Regions from separate parts of the Homo sapiens genome. Here region 1 is linked to region 2. Evidence: chromatin contacts called from ENCODE Hi-C or POLR2A ChIA-PET data. All regions are on one chromosome and are shown on one strand. The core of a region is the stretch at or near the end of the contact, and the rest is flanking DNA. Distances in the headings are between cores, read along the strand shown.

What was found. A loop is a pair of places that touch in the nucleus more often than their neighbours do. ChIA-PET counts read pairs that join two places held with the same protein, here RNA polymerase II (POLR2A). Pooled maps may share reads with other maps.
Region 1: a map of OCI-LY7 shows a loop between it and region 2 (3-fold over the local background). The contact joins the promoter of KCNG3 here to the enhancer-like site in region 2. A Hi-C loop is called at or near these places in 3 of 168 maps with a recorded cell type or tissue (Caco-2, HepG2 and OCI-LY7), 2 of 37 single-sample maps with no recorded cell type and 3 of 50 pooled maps. POLR2A ChIA-PET finds 5 or more read pairs at or near these places in 3 of 52 experiments (H1, T-cell and WTC11).

What each region holds. Positions count from the first base shown.
Region 1 is chr2:42,491,555-42,495,957 of GRCh38, forward strand. KCNG3 (potassium voltage-gated channel modifier subfamily G member 3) reads right to left here and starts at 2,428. Exons shown (of 2, transcript NM_133329.6): 1 at 1,283-2,428. The coding sequence starts at 1,947. It also overlaps a transcript of MTA3 not described here. RefSeq lists enhancers at 615-1,372, 1,373-2,130, 3,455-3,749 and silencers at 2,211-2,300, 2,481-2,530, 2,621-2,700.
Region 2 is chr2:42,545,549-42,550,471 of GRCh38, forward strand. It overlaps a transcript of MTA3 not described here. Among named protein-coding and RNA genes, the nearest start is that of MTA3, 21 kb to the right of the region's middle. RefSeq lists enhancers at 49-935, 1,831-2,336. Within about 2 kb of position 1,668, at least 2 of the 41 ENCODE cell types and tissues checked have a DNase peak (open chromatin) inside an H3K27ac peak, as active enhancers do; they include OCI-LY7, where a contact is called at or near this core.

The sequences.
Region 1 (4,403 bases), core at 1,178-3,677, 53 kb before region 2:
TTGGAGAACCAAATAAGTAACTCTTATCTGTAAATTCAAAACTGTTAGAACCTAATTCACTAAACAAAATGAGTTTCCTAATGAATTTCCTTTCAAAGCATGTATCTTCGATTTCAAGCCAAGAAGAAATAATAGACTCCGTGGCACTAGACAATTTTATTTACTTCTTAGATTTATATAAAAATCCTTACTCCCTACAGGAAGAATATTATGTAGAAGTAATCCACTGCAATAGCAAGGCCGCCGTTCCGAACATGTACATGCCTATCAGTAAAACATGACAGGGCACAACCTTAAATTTAAAAAATGAATGGAAGGAGGATCTTAAGACAGTGTCAAACAGATAAACTATAATATGCAGTTTGGGTTTTGTGCCCCAAAAGGCTGTCTTCTTTGAAAGTCCATCCTTAGTCTGCTTATTCCTCCCACTGAATATGCTCACTTGTACTAAAAACAGGAAAGTGCTATCACCACTTCAAGGTAAGACAGTCTAAGAAAAGACTGCAATATTTTCCCATTCATCCTAGTAAAGTAGAAAAAAAAATTTACCCAAATACTGTTTTCTGGATTTAGGACAGTTTAGATTTTTCTTTGTTCTCAAGGTAATGGTTTTTTCCCTTCCCATATCATAGACCCTCTGAAAGTCGCAGTGTGAATCTTTGCTACCAAACGGTGGACAAGAGGTTTGCTAACTCCATACTTTGTAGGAAAAGGGGGAAGAAAAGGGCACAGACATCCATTATTTAGAGTCTATCGATAAATTAACCTGCTTTATAATATAACGATTCCATTACAGCACATAGTATGCCGGGGGCAGAGTGTATAGAATGTGTGGAGAGTGCACATTTCACCATAACAAGAATCCATCTTTCCAAACACTACCAAAAATTGGCAAATAATTCAAACTGCGCTTAGTTCAAGGCTTAATTGTTGAACCCTAACAATAAAAGTTCAGAAAAATGTAATTAGCAGGTTGCTCTCTGCGCAAAAGTAAACTACAAAGAGGGGACATTTGTCTATCTCTACACGCCCCTCCCCATGCCTGAGGATTTCGCCCTCAAGAGGTGCGTCTAGTGTAAGGGCCAGACCCCGCTGGTGCCCCGGACAACGGGGTAGGAGTGGGGACCGACCGGTCCCGTAGTTGGCCGCGCCTGGGCCTCGCTGGGCGCGCACCCCGCTGGCTCGGTCGCCCGGAGGCGGACAGGACGGAGACGGGACGTATGGACGGGACGGACAGACGCGACAGGACGGACGGGACGGGTAGAGAAGCAGTGCGTCCTACCCGGAGGGCTCCCTCCCAGGGCCGGCGGAGTACCTGCTCCGGTCATCCAGGCTGCGGTTGTCGGCGGCTGCGTTGCGCCAGTCGGGCAACGTGCTGGCGCACAGCACCACCATGGACACGATCACGAACACCACCGACACGCTAGCCAGGATCTGCGCGGCCAGCGACGACGTGGGCTCCTCGAAGGTCCGCCGCATGCGCTCCAGCCAGCGCCTGGAGGGAGCCGCCTCGGCCCCGCCGGGGCGCGCCTCGTCGCGGCCCAGCACGCCCGGCTCGTCGGCCGAGTAGAAGGTGTAGGTGTCGGACATGCGGTCGTCGAGGCGGCGCTGGCAGCAGTACTCGAGGTGCGCGCCCTCCAGGCCCCAGTAGATCATCTCGTTGTAGAAGGAGAGCTCGCACATCCGCGGCGCGAAGCGCAGCTTGCCGTGGCCGCGCACGTAGAGCAGGATGAAGCCGAAGGCCTCCGAGTGCCGGTCGAAGAAGTACTCGTTGCGCTCGCGGTCGTAGTCGTCGCACACCTCGAGCACGTCGCGCTCGGAGCGGCAGCCGTGCAGCCGGCTCACGCGGCGCAGCGGGAAGTCCTTCAGCAGCTCCCGGGACAGCGAATACCGGGCGCCGCCCACGTTCAGCACCACCGAGGCCGCCCCGCTGCGCCCGAAGGTCATGGCTGGCCGCCCGGGGGACTTTCGGCCCGAGGGCCCCGCTGCAGCCCCCCACCCCAAGCCGCCACGCGGGGCCTGCCTGCCCGTGGCTGACGGGGGAGCGCGCCGTCGGGGCCCGCGCTCCCTCGGGGCTCCGCTCCTGCCCTCCGCTGGCCCGGGGGTCCCTGGGCTCGAGTATCTCCGGCGCTGCTAGTAGCGCGCCCTCCGCCCGGCGGTACCTGCGGGTGGCCGGGGAGTCCTCGCCGGCGCCAGCGCTGAGCCCCACCGGCTGGGAACGCGGCTGTGTCCGCGCCGCCGACCCTCGCGCCCGAGGGCTGCGCACACCGAGGCCGCGGTGCCCTCTCCCAAGCCGCGGGGCCGACCCCCTGAGGGCTGCGGGCGCCGAATGGAGCCGCCGGGGCGGAATAGCTCCCCGTCTCCGGCGCTCCCTGCGGCCGCGAATCCGGCGGCCGCCCCGCCGCCGTCCAGAGGCGAGAGGCAAAGTGAGCGGGTTCGGAGGCGGCGAAGAGCCGGCTCGCGGCGGCGGGGGCGGGGCCTCTGTGCAGTCCTCCTCCTCGCCCGCCGGCTCCGCGCGCGCCGCTCACCTCCCTCCGCGCCGCCCTCCGCTTCCCGCCCGCGCCCGCACCTCCCCGGCTTGCTCGGGCTGGGATTCCCGGGCGCCCCGCCCTGGACCTCGGGCTCCCCGCCTCGTGACGCCGTCCTCCCCCTCCGCTCCGGCCCGTAGTGGCGGGGAGGGGTCCGCAGGGCGGGGGAGCGGGGAGCCCAGCGCCGGGATGCCTGCTCCCGCGTCCTGCCCTGGGCCATCGGGATGAATTGGGCAGTCCCCAGGGCCCCTTTTAACAGCCCTGGTTCAAAGCCCAGTGTGGACTCGGGTGCGGGGACAGACGGCGTTTGGAGAGCTTTTTCCAGAAACTGTCCGGAGCCCAGCTCGGGTTCTGACATCGCCCCTAAGGATTTCTCAGGGAAGGCATCCCAGCCACGGCTTTTCCTGCCGACTTTGCTCTTCCTACCGCCGCGCGGGGCGACCCACGTACCGCGTGCTCAGAGGGCGGCTACACGCCCCATCCCCCAGCCTCGGTGCCGCCTGCCAGCCCGCGGAGGGAAGCGGTCCCCGACCCGGCCCCGGCCCCCACGTTCTGGGGCGCGAGTCCTGAGAAGGCGCCTAACGTGTAGCGCGCCTGGACCCTCTCGAGATGCTGCCCTTAGAGTGGGATGAAAGTCTGGGGAGGAACGCCTTGTCACCGGCAAAAACAGCCTTTCTCTTGGTCTTCGTCTGCATCCTCCTTTTCAAAATATCTTGATTTCCCCCGCGCACCCCTGACCCGGCTGCAGCACCGGCCCTCCGAGCGGGAAGAGCCCCGTGAAGGCTCCGCAGAGCGATCTACCCCGCGCTCTTGTCCGTGCCCAGAAAGCGGGTTCCACTTGGCAGGGATTATTTTAAACTGCTACCAGCAATTCATTCACCTGACACCCGACACCGGCAGCCCAGCCCGCCGGAGGCGAGACAGGTGAGTTGTAAGGCGAACCGTGTTAGATGCAAAACAAATACTAGAAGAAAAAAATAAGGGTGGGGTAGGGTGAGATGCGGTCATCTGACCACAGGGTAACCTGGCTGGTTAAAGGGAAGAGTTTTTCATTGCCCTCTACTTTTCGTAATTTTGTAGGATTGTCCGGTGCCCGCTAGAGGTCGCCAAACGGAGTCCTTTTGCGCTGGTTCTTAAGTGGATTCCTAGTGAAAAGGCAGACAACTGAAAATGTGAGTGCTGTCTTTTAAGTAAAATCACTCTCGGTGGCTTCTTAAAGAATGAAAATCTCTGTGAGTTGTTTATCCCCAGACTTGGATAATTTATCTTAAGAGCACTAAATGTGATTAAAAGCTCAAAAACAGGAGTTATTTGCTACTTTAGTATCTACTAAATAGTTTGCTATTCAGTATCTATTTTGCTATTTAGTGTCTACTGGGTAGATACTGCTACTTTGCTGTTTAGTATCTACTAAGTAGATATTAAACAAGAAAAATATCTGTAAGAAAGTGAGTTTCAAGACAGAATTGGAGGTGCTGATGGCCATGAGTTGGCACAGAGAAAGGGCAAAACATTCCTAGTAGCAAAATCTCGAATGTGGAGGTTTAAAGTCTGTGAAGAAGTATAATGCACTTGCCCACTGAAACAATGGGGATCTCAACTGCAGCATTTAAATTGGATCCCATAAGCAATGGAATCCCTGGAGGTTTCCATAGCAGAAATGGCTTGATGAAAGCTTTATTTCAGGAAGATGCCTTTGCACTTTGGGTCATTCTAAGGAGAAGGTCATTTCGCAACCCAGGAATGGGATCCCCAACCCCGTGTCTGTGAAGATGAAGAAGGGTCTGTTCTGAGAAACGCTGAGACCAAGAACTTTGCAGGTCTTGAAGATGGATTTGTTGTAGGACGTGAGGATGGGGAAAAGTTTGCAGATGT
Region 2 (4,923 bases), core at 418-2,917:
ATGTGTGAGTGTTTCGGGGGTGGGACAGCAGAGGAATCTGGTTTCTTATGTGTAAAATAAGGGTATAAGGCCTACCTCATTAGATAAAATGTGTAAAGCTTCTAGTTTAGTGCCTGGCACATGGCAGGTTTTCAAGAGGGTTTAAAGTTGACACATCGTTTTCAATAGATTGCATGATGTGTACCTTAAAGAAGCTTGGGATACAAAAGCAGATAGCTTACATACATGGATGGACATTGAGGCTCATGGATTTCAGACTGAGGTTCAGGTTAAGATTCCTGATTAAGCCCTGACCTGAGATCTCCATACTTCCTACTGTGCCACGCTGCAGTTGGAAGGCCTTCAGACTGGAAATTCTGGTTATTGAAATTCTCTTAAGATGGGTATCTGGAACGTGCCTTCCCAGAAAGATTTCAAGAAATGAAAGACAGGCTCCGCGTTAACACTAATCGCAATGATAATGGTACTATTTAAAAGCAGCTTCCCTAAGCCACTCCTGAAAGGGCAATTGGCTGATCCGGGAATTCACTCTTTAGATAACCTGGTAGGGAAGGGAAGGAGGGAGGGAGGACCTTAGATTTTTAATAAGAAACCATTAACTTCAGCTAACAGCAATAACAATGGAGGCGCCTGGTGACTGCTGGCACTTAAAATATAAATGGAAAACACAGGGCACCTCGGATTTCTCCATTGTTACATGCTAATGAAGTGGCTCCACTCAAACAAAGGCCCCAGGAGAAATTAGTGGAGGGTGTGGCCTGGCCCCACACTGAGGAAGAAGCCTGTGTAGGATGCTGGCAATCTCGGTTCCAGAATTAGGATGTCCTTGTCTGCTCTACTTGGTTTTCTGACCCTGAGTGTCCCTGGACCTGTTTCTTTCAGTAAAATGTGTATAATCAAATCCAGGGGTGGTCATCCCCTGCCATCTAACCTGGCAACTTTGGTCATCCTTTTTCTAATCAAACCAAAAAGAACTGAAAAAAATTACTTGCAGTTTCCTATGTGCACTCCATCTAGAGGCATTTCTAGTTGGTCACTTTTTTCTAGTCAAACTAGAGGCGTTTCTAGGTTGGTCATTCCTAGTTGGTCATCTTTTTTCCTGGTCAAACAAAAAAGAACTGAAAAAAATTACTTAGAGTTTCCTACATGCACTCTATTTAGAGGCATTTCCTGGTTTTATTCCTTACGCATGTTGCAAGACTGCACCCAGCATCCGTGTTCATATAATCTGTGGCGGTAACAGAAGGGGTCTCTATTCTCAATGTCTCACATTTTGGTAGGAAATAGGACATGTGGGCAGACAGGAGGATGAATGTGATCAGGGTGGGACATGCAGGCAAATAACGATACAATGTGGCAGAATGAGACACTTGTCACAGGGATCTTATTGCTAGAGCTTTACAGAGGTGGTAAGAAACTGCGTAGGGAGCTAGCAGGGGCTAATCTGCCAGGCTTCACGAGGATGTGGACTTTAAACTGCAGAGGTTCCCCCCACTACTCTCTGATGACTACAGTCTATGGAGGAACTTTATAAAATACAGATTCCCTGGCCCCTCCCCCAGAGACAGATTTTGTAGGTCTAGGGTGGAGTCTGGAAGTCTACTGATAAAAATCTCAGCTGAATTAAATGAACAATTCGCCAATCGGGCAGCCGGCAGAATCACAGCAGATTCAGAGACTCCAGCCACGTGGTGTAAGATTTACAGACAAAAAAAGGAAGTGATGAACAGAAATAGGACGTGAGGTACAGAACAGCTGGCTTGGTTACAGCTCTGCGTTTGCCTTATTATTATTTCTGAGACTGAATCTTGCTCTGTCGCCCAGGCCGGAGTGCAGTGGCGCAATCTCTGCTCACTGCAACCTCCACCTCCTGGGTTCAAGCGATTCTCGTGCCTCAGCCTCGTAAGTAGTAGCTGGGATTACAGGCACGCGCCAACGCGCCCGGCTAATTTTTGTATTTTTAGTAGAGTCAGGGTTTCACCATGTTGGCCAGGCTAGTCTTGAACTCCTGACCTCAAGTGATCCGCCCGCCAAGGCCTCTCAAAGCGCTGGGATTACAGGCGTCAACCCCCGCGCCTGGAGGCATTTGTCTTATTTGAACACTCAGCAGTTGAAGTATGGCTTCTGGGACTGGCCAAGACTTAGCTATTGTTACAGGCGCATACTCCTAAATTAGGTTTTCAATCTTGTCTATTAAGCTAGGTTGCAGTTCGTCCACGAGGACTCAAATAAAGAAGTACAGAGTCTTTCTAAGGCCATATTTAGTTCGCTTTAACGCGACTAAGAAAAATAAGATAAACTGCCCTGTGGTCCTGACTTAGCTATTGTTACAGGTGCATACTCCTAAATTAGGTTTTCAATCTTGTCTATCTATTAAGCTAGGTTGCAGTTCGTCCACGAGGACTCAAATAAAGAAGTACGGAGTCCTTCTAAGGCCATATTTAGTTAGCTTTAAAGCTACTATGAAAAATAAGATAAGCTGCCCTGTGGTCCTGATGGTCAGCCCAGTTTGGAGGCCACCCATACAGTAGAGAGGCAACCCCAAATAACCCGTGACATTACAATCATCCCCTCTTATCCGTGGTTTTGTTTTCTGAGGTTTTAGTTAACCTGAGGTCTAAAAATATTAAAGGGGGCCGGGCGCGCTGGCTCATGCCTGGAATCCCAGCACTTTGGGAGGCTGAGAGGGGCAGATTGCTTGAGGTCAGGAATTCGAGACCAGCCAGGCCAACATGGCAAAACCCTGTCTCTACAAAAAATACAAAAAATTAGCGGAGCTTGGTGGTACTCACCTGCGATCCCAGCTACTCAGGAGGCTGAGGCACAAGAATTGCTTGAGCCTGGGAGGCAGAGGTTGCAGTGAGCCGAAATTGCTCCACTGCACCCCAGCCTGGGCAGCAAAGCAAGACTCCGTCTCAAAATATACGTATATACATAAAATTAAAATGCAAATATTAAATGGGCTGGGCATGGTGGCTCACGCCTGTAATTCCAGCACTTTGGAAGGCTGAGGCGAGAGGATTGCTTGAGCCCGGGAGTTCAAGACCAGCCTGGGCAACATGGCAAAAACGCCATCTCTACAGAAAACTCTATCTCCACAAAAATTAAGCCAGGTGTGGTGGCACACACCTGGGGTTCCAGCTACCCAGGAGGCTGAGATGGGAGGATCACCTGAGCTGGGGAGGTTGAGGCTGCAGTGAGCTGTGATTGCCCCATGGCACTGCAGCCTGGGTGACAGAGTGAGACCCTGTCTCAAAAAAAAATATATATATATATATATAATATATATATATATATAATATATATATATAATATATATATATATATAATATATATATATATATCAGCGGGCACGGTGGCTCACGCCTGTAATCCCAGCACTTTGGGAGGCTGAGGCAGGCAGATCACCTGAGGTCAGGAGATCAAGACCAGCGTGACCAACATGGAGAAACCCCATTTCTACTAAAAATACAAAATTAGCTGGGCGTGGTCGTGCATGCCTGTAATCCCAGCTACTCGGAGGCTGAGACAGGAGAATTGCTTGAACCTGGGAGGCGGAGCTTGCAGTGAGCCGAGATCGTGCCATTGCACTCCAGCCTGGGCAACAAGAGCAAAACTCCATCTTAAAATATATATATAATATATATATGTATATAATATATTATATTTGTATATATTATATATGTATACGTATATAATATATTATATATTATATACGTGTACGTATATATGTAATATATAATGTATATGTACACGTATATAATATATAATATATTATATACGTATACGTATACATTATATATTACATATATACGTATATACGTATATAAAATATATGTATATATTATATATACGTATATAATATATATTATATAATATATAATATATACGTATACATATAATATATTATATATACATATTATATATTATATATTTAAATTATATATTATATCATATATAATATATATGATATAATATATAATATACATATATTACATAATATATATTATATACATATACATATATAATATATAATATATTATATACATATACATATATAATATATAATATATTATATACATATACATATATAATATATAATATATTATATACATATACATATATAATATATAATATATTATATATACATATTATATATTATATATTTAAATTATATATTATATATGTATATAATGGAAAATTCCAGAAACAAATAATTCAGAAGTTTTAAATTGTGTGTAGCTCTGAGTAACATGAAATCTTGGGCCACCCAACTCCGTCCCACTGTAAGATGAAATCCTGTGCCACCCAACTCCGTCCCACCTGGCACATGCATCCTCCCTTCCTCCAGTGTATCCAGGCTGTACCTGCTCATTAGTCACTTAGTAGCCTTCTTGCTGATCAGATTGATTGTTGCTGTATCACAGCACTTGTGTTCAAGGAACACTTATTTTACCTAATATTGGCTCCAAAGCACAAGAATAATGGTGCTGGCAATTCAGATATGCCAAAGAGCAGCCATAAAGTATTTCCTTTAAGTGAAAAGGTGAAAGTTCTCAGCTTACTAAGGAAAGAAAAAAACTGCAAGCTGAGGTTGCTAAGATCTACCATAAGAACAAATCTTATAGCTATGAAATTGTTAAGAAGGAAAAATAAATTCATGCTGGTTTTGCTGTCACACCTCAACCTGCAAAAATTATGGCCACAGTGCATGATAATTGCTTAGTTAAGATGGAAAAAGCATTAAATTTGTGGGTGGAAGACATTAACAGAAATGTGTTCTGACTGCTAGCAATCAAGTTCAGTACTATCCTTGGTTTCAGCATCCACTGGGGGTCTTGGAAAGCATCTCCGAAGATAAGGTGGGATTACTGTACAATACAGTAGTGTAATGGAGGTGTTAGTGCTCTGGGGAGGAGGTTT